Regions from separate parts of the Homo sapiens genome. Here region 1 is linked to region 2. A link is an interaction called in ENCODE POLR2A ChIA-PET data of the cell type or tissue named here. Cell type or tissue: PC-3. All regions are shown on one strand. Links, peaks and the distances in the headings refer to the core of each region. The heading gives the core; the rest is flanking DNA.

The links. Peaks named below come from ENCODE experiments on the same cell type or tissue, not always from the same donor. Only the 100,000 strongest peaks of a DNase experiment are listed, where the experiment ranks them.
Region 1: POLR2A ChIA-PET joins it to region 2 with 5 read pairs; 2 of 35 experiments call an interaction of 5 or more read pairs at or near these places.

Annotation. Positions count from the first base shown.
Region 1 is chr2:75,435,560-75,445,231 of GRCh38, reverse strand. No RefSeq gene overlaps it. Among named protein-coding and RNA genes, the nearest start is that of EVA1A-AS, 84 kb to the left of the region's middle. In PC-3, for the core only: no CTCF peak of the experiment used is centred there; no DNase peak of the experiment used is centred there; H3K27me3 peaks cover 3,009 bases.
Region 2 is chr2:75,270,608-75,280,279 of GRCh38, reverse strand. It overlaps TACR1-AS1 (TACR1 antisense RNA 1), which reads right to left. Exons shown (of 4, transcript NR_168010.1): 3 at 3,681-3,770; 4 at 473-2,202. It overlaps LOC107985900 (a long non-coding RNA gene), which reads left to right. Exons shown (of 2, transcript XR_001739546.2): 1 at 1-1,142. Among named protein-coding and RNA genes, the nearest start is that of TACR1, 76 kb to the right of the region's middle. In PC-3, for the core only: no CTCF peak of the experiment used is centred there; DNase peaks (open chromatin) are centred at 2,959 and 3,629; H3K4me3 peaks cover 581 bases; H3K27ac peaks cover 1,264 bases.

The DNA.
Region 1 (9,672 bases), core at 2,081-7,080, 160 kb before region 2:
GTTCCTGTCTCTGAGCCTCAATTTTCTCATCTGTCAAATAGGGTTATATAGTAACCTACATCATAGAAACTGTGGTGAAGTGTAAAGAAGGTAAGGCATGTAGTGCTTAGAATAGGGCCTGGTACATATTTAGGACTCAAATTACAGTACTTCTCAACTTTCCTGGTGGATCATCCCTGTGGTCCACCATTCAAGGAACATCCAATTGCCACCAAATTTCTTAGGCTGCCATATCTACCTGCTTCACCCTGCTTCCTTGTATTGAATCTCTTTTGGGAAGACACTGCATAAATCCATCCATGAATCTGGATCCACTTGAATCTGGTCCCTGCAGCCCACCATTCTTTGAGATGGGATTAGTTACAAGTCCCAGGTCTTATAGTCTTCCCAGTCCTGCTTAGATAACAAGATAGATCAGCAACAAGACGCCCTTTCCAATCTATGCCTACCTGTACAAACTATTCTCTCACTTTGATGCTCTCTCTACTTCTGCAGAATTAATGCTCTGCCCTTTTCAAAACTGACTCCCCACCCCCAGTTTGTATATGTTTGATGCCTTCTCCAGCTACATATTGAAATTTATCAGAAAGAGCCAGTCCACACATTTTTGTCCTATTTTGTTCAAAGGCCTCTCCTTAAAACATAATAGTGGTTCTGGAGCCAGATGGAGCTGGACATAGACCTTGACCCTTTGTTTTCTAACTTTGTGACATGGGGCATGTTAGCCTCTTTCTGTGCCTCAGCAACTACATCTATGTAGGGATAATAATACCCACCTCATAGGGTTGTCATGGTGGTTAAATGGGATAATATATTTGTAAAATGTTGTGCCTAGCATTTAGTCAACACTCAATAAATCATAGCAACAACTGCTAGTGATAGCAGCACTGCCTATCATTGCCAATACCACCCAGCTGAGTTGGATGAAGGGCCAGGTCATACTGGGCACTCCATGACATGGACTGAATGCAGGAGGGCAGTTCCAACTGATGGCCAGGTTGAGATGCATTCCCTGCCCCAGCAACTTCCTTCTCAGGTTGTGTTTGGAATAATGGCTTTTTATTCTGACCAGCCCCTTTTTGAGAATCAGGCAGAGCATTTCAATTTCTTTAGCTTTCTGGCTTGTGTTTTCCACATTAAACTCATTCCTTCAGAATATAAGGTAACTGTTGAATGTGCTGTCATTTAATACAAAGTTGTTGATTACGCCACAGCTGATTTCTGACATGGGTGGGATCTTATCCCAATCAGAAGCTATTGTCCCCCACAATCCCCTATTGAAATTGCACCTGTGTGCTTCTCCCAGGCTATATTTCCAGAATGATAGACTTCAAAGCTGCGGGTCAGTGCATGTTTGGGGCCCAATGCCAGTCAGCTTGGAGGTGTTCACAGCCATGCATCATGTTCTCTACATATGAAAGAAAAGTGACGCTCACAAAACTGGTCTTTGACGTGATCCAGAGCACCATGAATAGCTGAGTGATTGCATTCTCAAGGAGGTCTCAGAGTCAGACAGGGAGGGTGAGAAATATATGAGAAGAAGAAGACAGAAGAGTTCATTTCAAATGGGAGTACAGTGATGCAGAACTTGTGCATACCTGCTGGGAAGGGACGTTAGGCCATCGACTTTTCAACTCTCATGGCTACCTTACCAAGGAATGAAGTGACTGACTCAGCCAAGGTCATGTCCTGATGAGGCTGGACCCTGGTTCCCTTGGGCTCCCCCAATACACACAACATTCTTTGCACTGAAAGTGTACCTGGCAAAATTTGGCTTCATTGCCTATGTTGTGGTACTTGAAAAAAATGTTTAGATAGATAAGCAGCCAGTGGCTGAGTGGTAAAAACAAAGTGTTCATCAAGGAGAGGCTGTACAGTGGTTCTCAGACTTAAGCATGCACAGGAATAACTAAGGGAACATGTTGCAAAGACAGATTCTTCCACCCCATCCCAGACCTGCTGGATCAAAAATGTTTGGGTATGAGGGATGGTGCCTGAAAGTCTGAATTTTAAATATAACCATAAAACTGATTATTGCATAAGCGGTCAACCTCACGTAGTCATTCCTATGTGGCAAGCACTGTCCTGATTGTCCATAGTTATAACTCACCTAATAGTCACATTGGTCTTGTGAGTAGGGTCTATTATTCTCATACTCCCCACTTACAGATGAGGAAACAGAGGTGAGTAACTGACTCAAAGTCACATGACCCAGCTAGGCAAGATTGGCTCTAGGGTGAGATTCCTGGGCCACAGTAAATTTTTTTTTTATTACAATAGCTTAAGGGTTACAAGTGGTTTTTGGTTTCATGGATGAATTGTATAGTGGTAAAGTCTGGGATTTTAGTGTACGCATCACCTGAATAGTGTACATTGTACACAATAGGTAGTTTTTCATCCCTCACCCTCTTCCCACCCTTCCCACTTCTGAATCTCCAATGTCCGTTATATTATTCTGTATGTCTTTGAACACCCATAGCTTAGCTCCCACTTATGAGTGAGAATACGTGGTATTTGATTTTCCACTTCTGAGTTACTTCACTTAGAATAATGGCCTCCTGGCTGGGCGCAGTGGCTAATGCCTGTAATTCCAGCACTTTGGGAGGCCAAGACCAGCGGATCTCCTGAGGTCGGGAGTTTGAAACCAGCCTGACCAGCATAGAGAAAAACCCATCTCTACTAAAAATACAAAATTAGCTGGGCATGGTGGCACATGCCTGTCATCCCAGCTACTTGGGAGGATGAGGCAGGAGAATCACTTGTACCCAAAAGGCAGAGGTTGCAGTGAGCCGAGAACACACCATTGCACTCCAGCCTGGGCAACAAGAACGAAACTCTGTCTCAAAAAAAAAAAAAAAGAGAGAGAGAGAGAGAGAGAGAGAGAATAATGGCCTCCAGTTCCATCCAAACTGCTGGAAAAGACATTATTTCATTCTTTTTATGGCTGAGTAGTATTCCATGGTGTATATATACCACATTTTCTTTATCCTCTCATTGGTTGGTGGGCACTTAGGTCAATTCCATAGCTTTGCAATTGTGAATTGTGCTTCAGTACACATATGTGTGCAGGTGTCTTTTTGATATAATAATTCCTTTTCCTTTGGGTAGATACCCAGTAGTGGGATTGGTGGATCTACTTTCAGTTCTTTGAGAAATCTCCATATTGCTTTTTATAGAGGCTGTACTAATTTACATTCCCACCAGCAGTGTATAAGCATTCCCTTTTCACCACATCTGTGCCAACATGTATTGCTTTTTCACGTTTTAATGATGCCTGGGTTGCAATATTGATGATGTCTCGTTCCCAAAGTTATGCAAGTGCTCCTCAGGGAGTAAGAGCCTCTTTAAATTGGCTACCCTAGGGGCCTCCCTTGCCTCACTCGAGTCCTGGCTTTGGAGCTAGGATTTGGACCCAAGGAGTCTTTCTTCAGAATACATTATTTTAACTGTAGTACATGTGAATACCACAGGGAAAGATCTAAGATATGGAGACAATTTCTCCCTTTACCTTCATTTGGCAGCCAAAGATCTCCCTTCTGAAGAATATCCTGCAAGAAGTGTAGGTGATGGACAGGCTCCAAGGCTGCACTTCAGGGTCTTCCCTAGCTTTCATGTCCAGGCTACACCCTCCCAGGGCTGGGGGCTTAATTTTGCTGGACTATTTCTTCCCAACACCAGACTTCCTTAAACAACAAAGTTTGCTCTGGGTTTCCCATCAGCTTAGCCAAGACTATCTCAGAGCTGCACTACAGTCTAAGGCTCATTTTGTTCAATCTGCCTTCCTATCCTCCCCTCTTTCAGGTGTTAGGCCCACATCACAGTCTGGCGGCTCCTTCTGTCTTCTCCTCTCTCTTTGTCCTTCCTTCACAGTTGTTTCTACAATAAAGCTTCTGCATGTTTAATTCTGTCTTGGTGTCTGCTTCTTGGAGAACCTGGACGGACATAACCATCTCTTGCCTTCTAGGTCAGTGACTTTGAAACATTTTTGGCTGAGACCCACAGTAAGAAAAAAAAAGTTTCATCTTATCACAGTACATGTATGTGTTTGTGTGTGTATGCGTGTGTATATATGTGAATATATATCTCATATATTTGAGAAAAAGTTTCAAAAGCAATACCTACCTTCACTATATGCAATGCATGATTCTATTCTATCTCATTTTAAGAAAGTGCATCTAGTTATAATTCACAAAATTGCATTCAAGACCAAATATATACTAGAAATGCGATTTATTTTCATCCATTGGCAGCATTTGCTGATGATCACATGATGGTAGCATTTACATTTGATTGCTCCATCAGCCAGTGCAAGAGCTCCTTGCATTGTATTTGACTTTCCTGGTGGTCTCTTTTTCATGTTGGCTTCTTTTTGGTGCAACATAGCCATGTTTAGATGAGTATATACCGTTATATTAATAAAATAAATGTCAAATCAAAAGATTTATATGGGTAATTTTTAAATTGTTTCAATGTCAGGAGCACCTAGAAGTCAGGATACTCTTTTCAGAATACTTTAGATTTGGTAAATTTAAGGTCATGATTGACAAATAGTGTGTGTATTTATTTAATGAAAATACATTCCCTATGCCCCCCAAGAATGCTGGTTTTTAAATTGTTCATTTGATATTTTCTAGGTCTCACTGGCAGCAAGCAGAGGCAGTTTCCTATGATTAACAGATATTTACTGGATGTAAAAAGTAAAATTTAGAAGTTCTATCCATTTAAGTTTTGATTAATTGGAGAAAGGCTGATTTGTTGATGTCTTTTTAATTTTAGCTCTTTGAATTTTAGCTCAAGGAATGTCATTTGTCTTCAGGGGCATATTTTGAGAGGCAAATAATGGACACTGTGTTCCTAGCCCCTGGGTTCTACCTGCACATCCCACTCATGCAATTTAAAGACATCTCAGTGCTGTTTGGTTTGTTAATTCTATTATGAGATACGTATTCTAGAGAAATCATCAGAATTACAGAAAATGATTCATGTGCACAGTGGTCATCATTTCATTATTCATAATGATGTAAAATTGGGAACAACCTTAATTTCCAATGCTGGGGGATGGTTCAGTAAGCCATGCTGTGTCCATAAGAATAGAGATGTCCCTGATGTGCTGTTAGAGAATAAAGGCAGGAGGCTGAACTGAGCACAGAATTTACAATCTACATCGTTAAAACATGAAATCTGGCAGTAAATAACCAAAGTGCAAATGGCAATACCTTCTATATTCTAAAACATTGATTCTCAACTGAGATAATTTTTTTTCTGTCGGGGGGACATTTGACAATGACTGAAGACAGTTTTTGGATGCCATGAGTGGAGTGAAATGCTACTGGCATCTACTGGGTGGAGACCAGTGATTTTCCTTATCATCCTGCAATGCACAGGATGGACCCCACAGGATGGCAAAGAATTAACTATCCCAAAATGTCAATACTGCTGAGATTAAGAAACCCTACTCTAGGAGCATGAGCTGTTTTAGTTTTCTTCACCATACTTTTATCAGCATTTTTCAAATGTTTGTTTTTAACAATAAGCATATAGTACCCTTATTATTAGAAAAATACATGAGTAATATGTGATTAAGAAGTCTGTCTAACTAATAAGTTTAAAAGAGCTCATTTAGTAAGGGCAAAGTAAAAATTCTAAGAGATAAATCACTGTGTTTTGATTCAACTGGCAGAGTTTTGTTTTGTTTTCTGCCTTTGTGGTATATAAATGTCTTCCAATTGACGGCATCTTAGATGAATGAAATACAGCATTTTCCAGCTGGGGAGAGGTTTTCTCTGGAGAGCTATTCCTACATTCCTAGCACTCCTTCCTTCAGGTTCTGAGTTTCTGTGGTGTTTTTTCCTTTTCTAATTGGTTTTCTTCTTACCTCTCTAATGCTATTTTCCAGACTTTCCTCTCTGGTTTTCAGCAGGTGAAGTAGCAGAGTTCCCAGGGTTTTGTGCTCAGATCTGTAGGTATCTGTTTCTGTGGAGGCTCCTTTGGGACTGTTACCCCTCTCTGGGCTCATTCCTTCATAAAGCTGCAGAGCTGACATGCAACTTCAAGTCTGTGAATTATTCCTTCTGAATATTTTTTGAATGTGTTCTTTCTCTATTGATACTGACCCCATCATGGTTGAGGCTTTTTTCGTCATTCTCCCTTACTATACCAATCAGTTTTCTTAATTTAGTTTTTTTTTAAATTAAAAGTTTCTATTTGAACGTAATAGTAGACTCACATGTAGTTGTATGAAACAATACTGAGAGATCCCATGTACCCTTTACCCAGTTTCCCTAGTGGTAACATCTTGAAAACTAATGTACAGTATCACAACCAGGATATTGACGTTAGAGTCAAGATACAAACCATTCTCCTTACCACAAGGAACCTTCAGGTTGCCCTTTAAGGGCCACATCTCCTCCTTAACCCTGGCAACTACTAATTTGTTACCCACTTCTATAACTTTGTCATTTAAAAAATATTTTATAAATGAACATAGAGTATATGACCATATGAGATTGGCTGTTTTTCTCCACTCGTCGTAATTCTCTGGTGATTCATCCAGGTTGTTGAGTGTATCCATAGTTCATTTGTTTTCAGTTGCTGAGTAGTATTCCGTAGTGTTGATGTACCACAGTTTGTTTAACCATCTATCCACTGAAGAATATCTAGGTTGTTTCTAATTTTTGGCTATTATGAATAAAGCAGCTATAAATATTTGTATACAGGTTTTTTGTGTGAATATATGTCTTCATTTTTCTATAATAAATTTCTGGGAGTACAGTTACTGCGCTATATGGTAGTTGCATGCTTAGTTTTTAAAGAAATTGCAAATTGTTTTCCAGAGGATTTGTACCAATGGCAATATATCGGTGACCCAGATTCTTCACATCCTTGCCAGCATTTGGTGGTGTCATTCTTTTCTTTTTTTTTTTTTTTTTAGGATAGATATATTTTATTTCATGAAGACAATAATTCACTTTACAGCAATGAAAATGAATAAATTATAGCTGGCATGTAACAAAATTGTTAAATTTCAGAAACAATGCTAAACAGAAGACAGAATCAGAGTACATACTGTATGATAGCAGTTCAAAAGCAGGCAAATCTGATGTATAGGGAACATGTTAGTAAGTGATAAAATTGTGAAGCAAACCACAGCAGTTACTTTAAAAGCCAAGAGTGGTTACCTTTATTTTTTAATAGAATATTTTTATTTGTGTATTTCTTTAATTTGAAAATTTTCAAAGATGTCTATACTCAAAGAAAATGTCAAAATAGTCTCCAGATTCTTTATCCAAAGCTTTTGGAAGCGTTCAATAATAGGTTGTGTGTTACTTTTCATTTATATTGTAAACATGGAAACAAAAAACAAATTATAAAAAGTAGAAAATTCAAAAGAATATTGAAATGTTGGAAAGAATTAGAAAACTTTTCAGAAATAATTTGAGTTTTGCCTGCCTGAGGCTTCATCTTACTTGATTAACTCAATATTTTCTGTATGTTTGTGTGTATATGACTGAGTTCTTATAGACTTAGAAAAACTTTGAAATTGCATTCACAAAAGTAAAAAAATTTTAGGTTGGGAGACTTTAATTCAGTTTAACAAATATTTTCAGAATCTGCATAATGCACCTAGAAATATATTCCAGGGTTGTATTTTCACTGTAGTCTACTAAAATTTCCTTTTAAATTTTTTAAAAAAATTTTTTACTGTTAAGGATGAGTTCATGTCCTTTGTAGGGACATGGATGAAGCTGGAAACCATCACTCTCAGCAAACTATCACAAGGACAGAAAATCAAAACACCGCATGTTCTCACTCATTGGTGGAAATTGAACAATGAGAACACTTGGACACAGGATGGGGAACATCACACACCGGGGCCTTTTGTGGGGTGGGGGGATGGGGGAGGGATAGCATTAGGAGATATACCTAATGTAAATGACGAGTTAATGGGTGCAGCACACCAACATGGCACATGTATACATATGTAACAAACCTGCACGTTGTGCACATGTACCCTAGAACTTATAATAGTAAAAATAAAAATGAAAATAAATTTTTACTGTTTAATTTTACTTTAAGTTCCAGGATACATTCACAGAACATGCAGGTGTGTTTCAGAGGTATACATGTGCCATGGTGGCTTACTGCATCTAGCAACCCATCATCTGGGTTTTAAGCCCCACATGCATTAGGTATTTGTCCTGATGCTCTCCCTTCCCCACCTGCCCACCTCCTGACAAGCCCTAGTGTGTGTTTTTCCCCTCCCTGTGTCCATGTGTTCTCCTTGTTCGGCTTCCACTTATGAGTCAGAACATGTGGTGTTTGGTTTTCTGTTCCTCTGTTAATTTGCTGAGGATGGTAGCTTCCAGCTTCATCCATGTCCCTGCAAAAGACATGATCTGATTCCTTTTTATGGCTGCATAGTATTCCATGGTGTATATGTACCACACTTTCTTTATCCAGTCTATCATTGATGAGCATTTGGATTGGTTTCATGTCTTTGCTATGGTAAGTAGTGCTGCAATAAACATACATGTGCATGTGTTCTTATAGCCAAATGATTTCTATTCCTTTGGGTATATACTTAGTAATGGGATTGCTGGGTCAAATGGTATTTCTGGTTCTAGATCCTTGAGGAATTGCCACACTGTCTTCAACAATGGTTGACCTAATTTACATTCCCACGAACCATGTAAAAGCATTCCTATTTCTTCACAGTCTCACCAGCATCTACTGTTTCTTGACTTTTATTTATTATTGATAGTAATAGCCGTTCTGACTGGTGTAAGATTGTGTCTCAGTATGGTTTTGATTTGTATTTCCCAAATGATCAGTGATGTTGAGCTTTTTTTCATGTTTGTCGGCTGCATAAATGTCTTCTTTTGAGAAGTATCTGTTCATATCCTTTGCCTGCTTTTTGATGGGGTTTTTTGTTTTTTTCTTGCAAATTTGTTTAAGTCCCTTGTAGATTCTGGATATTAGACCTTTGTCAGATGGGTAGATCACAAACATTTTCTACCATTCTATAGGTTGCCTGTTCACTCTGATGATAGTTTCTTTTGCTGTGCAGAAGCTCTTTAGCTTAATTAGATCCCATTTGTCAGTTTTAGCTTTTGTTGAAATTGCTTTTGGCATTTTCATCATGAAATCTTTGCCTGTGCCCATGTCCTGAATGGTATTGCCTAGGTTTTCTCCTAGGGTTTTTACGGTTTTGCATTTTACATTTAAGTCTTTTATCTATCTTGAGTTTTTTTTTTTATTATATTTTAAGTTCTGGGATACATGTGCAGAACATGCAGGTTTGTTCCCTAGGTATACACGTGCCATGGTGGTTTGCTGCATCTAGCAACCCGTCATCTAGGTTTTAAGCCCCGCTTGCATTAGGTATTTGTCCCAATGCTCTCCCTCCCCATGCCCCCAATCCCTGACAGGCCCTAGTGTGTGATGTTCCCCTCCCTGTGCCCATGTGTTTTCATTCTTCAACTCCCACTTATGAGTGAGAACATGTGGTATTTGGTTTTCTGTTCCTGTGTTAGTTTGCTGAGAATGATGGTTTCCAGCTTCATCCATGTCCCTGCAAAGAACACGAATTCATTCTATTTTATGGCTGCATATTATTCCATGGTGTATATGTGACACCTTTTCTTTATCCAGTCTATCATAGATGGGCATTTG
Region 2 (9,672 bases), core at 1,740-6,739:
CAGGTATTATTTTTATAAAAGTAAAAGTAAATTCAAATATATAATAAGCAAAATAAAACTAATATTCTTGCTGATTAGAAAACACATTCCAATAGATCAAAAGGCAAAGGTTATGAACAAACCATTTTCATGAGAAAATAACATACTTAATAAAATATTTGTCTGAAAACAAATTCAATCTCTCTAATAATCTAACAAAGGCAAACTTTAAAATGGCAGGTTAACATTTTGCCAATGAAGTTATAAAAGTATAATAAAATAATAATAATATTCAATATTGACTTTTTCATGATAAGGCAAGCACTCACATAGAGATATTGAAATTGGAGATGTGTACTATGGTAGTAGTTTTTTAAAACACTGGATAAAAATGTGTACCAAGAATCTAAAAACTTTTCATGCTCCTTGACTTAGTTAAAATTACTTTTTAATTCTTACCTTTGTGAATATGTGTTAAGGAAATAACCCAAAATATAGACAAATCTTTATTTGTAAAAAAAAAAAAAAAAACCTTTATCATTAAAAAGCAATATTTAAGAAGTACATCTACTAACATTAGAAAATGCTAATATTATGATATTAAGATTTAGAAAAAGGATACAAGTTTGTGCATACAGAGTGATATCAACTATATGAAAGAAATATTGTAGATAAAACATTCAAGGAAATTCATCAATATTGAAGTTAATGGTTATTATCACAAAGTGGTGAGATTGTGGGTGATTTTGATTTTATCCTCATTTATACATACTGAACTGTCTATATTGTTTTATAATAAGAATGTATTGCACTTACTACCCAGAAAAACCTTAAGTGTTAAAGAATGTGAGGTGGGTACAACTGACACAAGGCATGAATTGCCATTTTGGAAATGTGTCTTTGACTCTATCTTTGCTCTGGTGTCCCTGTCCCCATCCTGTTCCCTTCCTAGCACTCTGTCTCTAGCCTCTGGTGCATTGATTTCAAATGTTTCTTTAATTTTTTAAATTCGCCAAACAATTATTCAATACCTACTTGGTCTAATCCTTACAGAGTGTCATGTACTAGGCAACTTGATGAAAAGCAGAAGCAAGCATGATCTCCTCAATCAAGCAGCTTTGAGTCTCATGGGAGATACAGATACAAAATTATTACAGCACAAGGTAATAAATACTATTAAGCTGAACCACATGAAATTGCCACTTTCGAAGGTCGGAAAGAGTCAACCACTGGCAATTTCTTACAGTTATAAATGCTGTGAATGGAGAGAGGTCAGTCAAGTGGCTTTATACCTTCCAGTGGTATTATCTGTGTAGTAGGGAGTTTCTAGTAGCAGAATATCAAGCACTGGGATAGTTGCTAGGTGACATGGAATGATAAGATGCTAGTGAGAAAATCCTTTGATTTTCCTGAGCTGTTATTTGTGACGGACAAACGACTGAATTAGGTTGCTGAAAATTATAGTGAGCTTTCTTAGAGCCAGTTGAGAGTTGTCTGCAGGGAGATAATGGAAACCAGGAGAGTGGGTGTGCTTGGAAAGGGAGATGCCAAGAAAAAGAAGTGAATGCATTATGTAGTTGGTGAAGAGAGACAGACAGAGGAAGCCAGAAAGAGAAACAAAACAGTACAGGTTCTGCAGAATCAAAGGAGAAAAGAACTCCAAGGATGCAGCATGCAGGAGTATTACAGAATGGATAGAGATGTGGACAATTAACAAAGGCTATTGGATCTGTCCATAGGAGAGCATCGGTAACCTGAGACGGGCATGTTTTCTAGGGTGGTCAGAGCAGAAACCTGATTGTGAAGGGTAGGAGTAAGGCAGTGTGCACAGTGGTTTTAACAGCCACGGGCCCTGGGCCCAGAAGGCCCAGGTTTACTTTCTGGTTCCACAGCTAAGAAGCTATGTGACTTTAGGCATGTTACCATCTCCATGCTTCCCTATCCTCATGTACAAAATTAGTAAAATGACAATAGTCCCTTCTGTGACAGATGGCTCTAATGGATGCAGTTCTTCACGATTCCTCATATCCACATCCTCTGTCATGTAACCATGCAGTACTCTCCCACTCTGACTCTGGGCTCAGCCTGTTGACTTTTTTTGACCAATAGAATGAGGTAAAAGTGACACCAAGCCAGTTTTGGCCATGAGAGGGCTTCTGTGCTTCTTTTTGCTTGCTTTCTTGCCCCTCTGCCATCACCTAGGAATATACTCAGACGAGCCTGCTGAAAGAAGAGAGGCAAATTAGGGTAAAGCTGAGTCTCTCTAATAGTCCCACCTGGGGCCAGCCTTGATCAGCTGACACCCAGTATATGAGTGAGCCAGTCACAATCAGCAGAGCCACCCAGCTGACTCCAGATACATGAGCAATAAATGTCTATTGCTGAATGCACTGAGACTTTGTTGTTGCCTGTCAGGCAGCAATACCGTGAAAACAGATAACCAAAATACGGGTTTGTTGCAGGATTAAGTGAGATAGCATATATAGACTACCTTGAACAGTGCCTAACACAGAGTAACTGCTTAAACATGTGTAACTCATTATATCATTTTCAGATATGATTGTTTTCCTGGGGCCACCCAGGGACAGCTGAAATGCAAAGGTAGCCTATGTAAGCTAATCATTTGATGTTTCTCCAAACTGATATTTTATCTATCTTTCTCATTGTTTATTTAGTGAGGGAGGAAGAAAACTGGATTCCTCTGAATAATTTTTGGAGCCAAAACTGATTTACTTAGTAAGCCATTTTTACTAGCTGAAAAAGAGCTGATGTTCTAGAAAATAGAATGGCAAATTATCTGCCACATTTCTGAATTACACTTCTTTAGTGTTCTATTGTGGTTTCCAAAAAAGAAAACTTCTGGGGCAGTACATTAAAGAGTGTAAAACTCAGGAAATAAACAAGCCTCTCTTTTCCAGTAAATGACACTATACTATGCATTATTCAGTTTTGGAATTTCAGCTGAATGAGACTTCTGACTCTTAGCTGACTGACTACATGTTGAATCATAAAAATACTTGACAGAAGTAGGATGCACTCACCAGGAAGTTTTCCTTCTTCTTCTCCTTATTATTATTCCCCCATGAAATCAAGGTCTGGCTCTGTAGAACCAACTTTTTTTTTTTTTCAGTTTATTGCACTGGAGGTTTAGTATTCCTTAGATAAAGCAAAGCTCATGGACACCTTTACAACTAGCCCACAGCTTGCTTGGCTTTTGGGCTGTGAAGAAGCTGCATAATCAAATGAAGCTTTTTTAAATGCATCTGCAGATGCTGGCATAAAGAATCAGGTGGGACAATTTGGCATCTGATGTAAGCATCTTGCTTTATAGTTGTAAAAGCTTACCTGGTCTAGAATAAAAAGTGTAAAAAATATGCTCTGTCAAACCAAAGGTTTAGAACTCTCTAAATCCAGCCCCGGGTTTTTGTCCCTGCCTTTCTTTCTTTCCATTATTTATTGAAGCAAAGCACAACGGGCTATTAACTATTCCCTGAGAAATAAATGTTAACCACAAGCAGCACACCACAGTTTAGGAGTTTATGCCCCAAACAGGTTCATCTGATTATCCGACAGGCTTCCCTCCCTTTCAACTGTCCTCACAATGCCGACAGCCCTATTGGCAAGGAGACTTCTGAATCTTAGCTGACTATTGACTGCATGCTGAGTCACAAAAATACTTGACAGAAATTGAATGCACTCACCAGGAGGTTTTCCTCCTCCTCCTACTCCTTCTAACTCTCCTCCTTCTCTTCCTCCTACTCCACCTTCTCGCATGAAATCAAGGTCTGGCTCTGCAAAATCAATGTATATTTTTTCAGTTTACTGCAATGGAGGTTTAGTATTCCTTAGGTTAAATAAGAGTCCTGGATACTTTTACAATTAACCCACTTCTTGTTTGGCTTTGGCGCCAAGCAAATCATTTGTACTTGTCCAAGTGTAATGAGTAACATCTCATCAGTAAGTCTCTCATCCTATTTTACTGGGTTCAAATTCCAGCTCCACCATGCACTAGCTGTGTGACCTTGGGAAAATTGCTTAACCTGTCTACGTGTCTGCTTTCTCATCAATAAAATGAAGCTGATAATGCATAATACTTTATTGTTTTGAGAAAATTCAAATCAGTAATTCATGTAACGTAGTAGTCCAGTTTCTGCTAATAGTGCCCATTTTTTACTCAACAAATATTTATTGAACATATTATGTACCAGACACTGTTGTAGGAATTTAACAAAACAAATCAAGAATGACATAGGTCTTACATTCTAGCAAGGGAGACAGACAAGCAACGATAAATCAGCTGAATGGGTAAATTTCTGAGTATGTTCCACAATGATAAGTGATATGAAACAAAAGGAAAAGTAACGCAGGGTGAGAGGGATGGGAGAGGTGAGTGAAGTGTGGGAAAAGTTGCAGTATCGAATAGAAGAGAAAAATCTTATTGAGGTGGAATTGGAGCAAAAACTCAAAGGAGGTAAGGGAGTGAGCTGAGCAGGTAACCAGTGGAAGAGCATTTCAAGCTTGAGCCAAGCCCAAGTGTGAGGGGCCAGAGGATTAGAAGGAGCCAGGAAAGAGTTGCAGAAGATGAAGTCAAAGTGATAATAGGTTTCAATCATTTGCGGCCCTGAAAACCACTCTAAGAGCTTTAGTTTTCACTCTGAGTGACATGTAGAAAGACTGCAGGACTTTGGGCAAAGGAGTGGCATGATCTGACTTACATTTTAAGGGACTCAGTCTGGCTCTCTGTTGAAAATAGTTCATAGGGGAGAAAAGCAAAATCAAGGAGACCTGTTGCTACTGTTGTACCTTAGGTGATGGATGATAGAAGCTCAGGTTGGAATTTGGGGGTGGGAGTAGGGAGAAGAAAAGGAGGATAGCCTTGGAGTTGGTGAGAAGGGGTCAAATTTGAGATGTGCTTTAAAGGCAAACCTAATTAAATGCTCTGAGAAATTGGATATGGAATGCAAAAGAAAGAGTCAAGGCATTAAGCCTGAGCAACTGAAAAGGTGGAGTTGCCATCTACTAGAACAAGGAAGGTTATGGTTATGGACAGGAAAGAGCAATAGTTCAGTCTTGTTACTTAAGAAACCTTAGCTACTTTTGTTATTATCACATTCTGCCTCATACTGTTATAAATGCATGTACCTGTCTTATCTCTATCCCCAGATGGCAAACTACTTGAGACTGGAAACCATATCATGTTCTTTTAAATGGACCGTAGTTCTATCACAGTTTAGTTGATATGACTGTACTCCATATTTGCCACACATACTAGCTACACTCCTGATACTTGCCAAGTAAACAAAACAACTATTGTTCATCCTTCAAAATCTTATCTAAAGGAAAAAGGAGAAATGGGAAAATCAATGGAAGGAAAAACTGAGCGTGACATCAGCAAGATGGCAGAACAGAAAATTCCCCCATATCACTCCCCTCACAAAAATACAACTGGAAACTGTTCAAAGACAAACATACCACCCTGAATTCATCCAAACTTGGGGGAGAAGTGGAGGAGCCCCCTGGGCCCACAGAACTGAGAGAAGCTGCAACAAATAGGAGAAATGGTCATTTCAGACTGCGCCACCCCTACCCCAAGTCAGCATAATGCCACCGACAGAATTTCCCCAGACCCAGTTTCTGAGGTGAGAGTAGGGAGCTGCAGGTAGACTTTCAATCTCCCCACTAATCTGGGAATCTTCACAGGAAGACTACTCCATTCTGATACCACAGGAAACACTGGGGGAGCCAGGAAAGAACCAAACTACTTGGGACAAAGAGTGGGGCACTGACTGCAGCAACTGGCATGCAGATCTTGGTAATTACTCTGCACATCCACCAGTGGACACACCACACTGAAGAGGCTGGCCATCACCATAGTACTGCAGGAGACACAATCCATGGGAAGGCCCAGCTGCCTGGCCAGATTTTCTACAAAGCTCAGGTGTCTGCAAGGAGCCTTCCTTTGACCTGAAAAAACTAAAAGATCGGGATTAAGTTCCAGTATGTGCTTAAGCCTTCCCCAGAGTGGGAAACAATGGCAGGGCAGTGATTTAGTTATAGGGCAGCATTTAAGTTTCAGTGCCCACTGTAAGTTTTCCCCAGATTGGGAAACAACAGCAGGGCAATGAGTTAGTTTCAATGCAGCATTTTAGTTCTGGTGCTCACTATACATTATCCCCAGAATAAGAAGCAACAACAAACTAACATTTAAATTCTGATGCTAAGTAGTAAAGCTCTAGCATCACCAAAGAACATCTACAAAAACCAGAAGAGGTGGCTGCTTCCTCAAATATGCAGGCATCAATGTAAAGATACAAGGATTGTAAAAGCTCAGGGAAATATAACAACACACAAAAAAAAAGCCCCACAAAGCACTAGCAATGGATCCAAAAGAATTACAGATCTATGAAATGTCTGATGGAGAATTCAGAATAATCCTCTTAAAGATGTTCTGAAAAACAAAAAAAAATATGCATGGAAAACCAATTGAAACACTGAACTGAAAAACTCATTAGAAAGTTTCAACAGCAGACTTGATCAAACAGAGAAAAGTATTTGAAAACTTGAAGTCAGAATATATGAAATTACCCAATCAGAGAAACAAAAAGAAAAAAAATTAAAAAGTGAAGAAGGCCTATGAGAATTATCTCTGCATAATAGGAATTCCTGAAGGAGATGAGAGAAAAAATGGCATATTAGAAAGCATATTTAAAGAAATAATGGCTGAGAATTTCCTAAACCTGGAGAAAGACAACAGCATCCGGCTATAGGAAGCTTAGATATCACTGATCAAATTCCATTCAATGAAGTAGTTCCTGAAGGCACATCATAATCAAATTAGCAAAAATCAAAGACAAAGAAATAATACTCAAAGCTGCAAGAGAAAACAAACATATCACATTCAACAGAGCCCAAATACAGCTTTCAGTAATAGTAGAGGACTTCAACACCCCACTTTCAACAACGAACAGATCATCCAGAAAGAGAATCAGCAACGAAACATTGAAGTTAAACTCTACACTCTAGACCCAACTGGACCTAACAGAAATTTACATACACTGCATCCAACATCTACAGAATACACATTTTTCTCAACAGCACATGGAACATTCTCCAGGATACATCATACGGCAAGTCACAAAACAATCTTAGCAAATTTTTAAAAATTGAAATGATATCAAGTATCTTTTCTGACCATAATGAAATAAAATCAGAAATCAAAAACAGAAAGGATATTGGGAACTGTACAAATTCATGAAAACTAAACAACATGCTTCTGAACAGAGAATGGATCAAAGAAGAAATTTAAAAGAAAATATGAAATTCCTGAGACAAATAAAAATGGAAATACAATATACCAAAGCCTGTGGGATAGAGGAAAATCAGTTCTAAATGGAATCCGTGTCGCAATAAATGCCTGCCTCAAAAAAGTAGAAAGACTTTAAGTAAACAAACACCCTAATGATGTACCTCAAGAAACTAGAAAAGTAAGAACAAACCAAGCCTCAAATTAGCACAGGAAAAGAAATAATAAAGATCAGAGCATAAATAAACAAAATTGTGACTAAAGAAAAACCATATAAAAGATCAACAAAACAAAAATTTGGGTTTTTTTTTAATAAAGTTGATAAATTTTTATTTAGACTGAGAAAAAAGAAGCCACAAATAAAAGCAGAGACAAAAAAGAAGACTTTATAACTGATACCACAGACACACAAAGCATAATTAGAGACTATTATAAACAACTATACACCAACAAATTGAAAAATATAAAAGAAATGGATAAATGCCTGGACACACACAACTTACCAACATTGAACCATGAAGAAATAGAATACCTTAACCGACCACATAGCAAGTAATAAGATTGAAGCAGTAATAAAAAGTCTCCCATCAGAGAAAAGCTTAAGACCTTATGACTTCACTGCTGAATTCTACCGAATGTTTAAAGAACTAATGCCAATTTTACTCAAAGTCTTTTAAAAATTGAAGAGGACGGAATACTTTCATATTCATTCTATAAGGCCAGCATTACCCTGATATCAAAACCAGAGAAGGACATAATAAAAAACAAAACTACAGGCCAATATGACTGATGAACATAGATGTAAAATCATCAACAAAATACTACCAAACCTAACTCAACAACATACTGAAACAATTATTAATCATGATCAGATGAGATTTATCCCAAGGATGAAAGGGTAGTTCAACATATGCAGATCAATAAATGTGATACATCGCATTAACAGAATCAAGAACAAAAACCACATGATAATTTCAATAGATGCTGAAAAAGCCTTTGATAAAATCCAATATCCCTTCATGATAAAAACTCTCAACAAACTGGGAACAGAAGGAGCATACCACCAACACAAAATATATGACAAAACCCACAGCTAGTATTATACTCAATGGGGTAAAAATGAAAGTGTTTTCTCTAAGATGTGAAACTGGACAACAATGTCCACTTCTACCACTTTTATTCAACATAGTACTGGAAGTCCTAGCCAGGGCAGTTAGGCTAAGTAAGGAATAAAAGGCATCCAAATTGGAAAGAAAGAAGTCAAATTATCTTTGTTGGAAGACAGCATGATCCTATATTTAGAAAAGCCTAAGGAGGCCTGATGCAGTGGCCCACACCTGTAATCCCAGCACTTTGGAAGACCGAGGCAGGCAGATCAGTTGAGGCTAGAAGTCCGAGACTAGCCTGGCTGACATGGAGAAATCCTATCTCTACTAAAAATACAAAAAAAAAAAAAAAAAAAAAAACCATAGGCAGGCATGGTGGCACATGCCTATAGTTGCAGCTACTGGGGAGGCTGAGGCAGGAGAATTTCTTGAACCCAGGAGGTGAAGTTTGCAGTGAGCTGAGATTGCACAAGTGCTCTCCAGCCTGAGTGACAGAGTGAGATTCTGGTTCAAAACTACAAAATAAAATAAATTAAGAGCTTAAGGACCCCACCAAAAAAAATTATTAGAACCAATAAATGAATTCAGTAATGTTTCAGTTTACAAAATCACCATACAAAACTCAGTAGCATTTCTATAAACCAACAGCAAACAACCAGAATGAAAATAAAGAAAACAACCCCATTTACAATAGCTACAAGAAAAAACCTAGGAATAAATTTAACCAAAGAAATTAAAGAATCCTACAATGAAACCTATATAACACTGATGACAATTGAAAAAGACACAAATTAAAAGATAGCTCATGCTTAAGCACAGGAGGAATTAATTTTGTCAGATGCCCATACTACCCAATGCATTACCTATCAAAATACTAATGACGTTCTTCACAGAAATAGAAAAGAAATTCTAAATTCATGTGGAACCACAAAAGAACCCAAATAACCAAAACAATCTTCAGCAAAAAGAACAAAGATAAAGGCATCACGATACCTGGCTTCAAAACATACTGCTAAGCTATATTAACCAGAACATCAAGGTATTGGTATAAATACAGACACAAAGACCAATGGAATAGAATAGAAAACACATAAATAAATCTGCACATTTACAGCCAATTTATTTTCAGCGAAGGCACCAAGAACATATACTGGGGAAAATTCAGTCTGTTCAATAAATGATGCTTGGAAAACTGGATATCCATAAGCAGAAGAATGAAATTAGACCCCTATCTCTCACCATATTCAAAAATTAAATCAAAATGGATTAAAGACTCAAATTTAA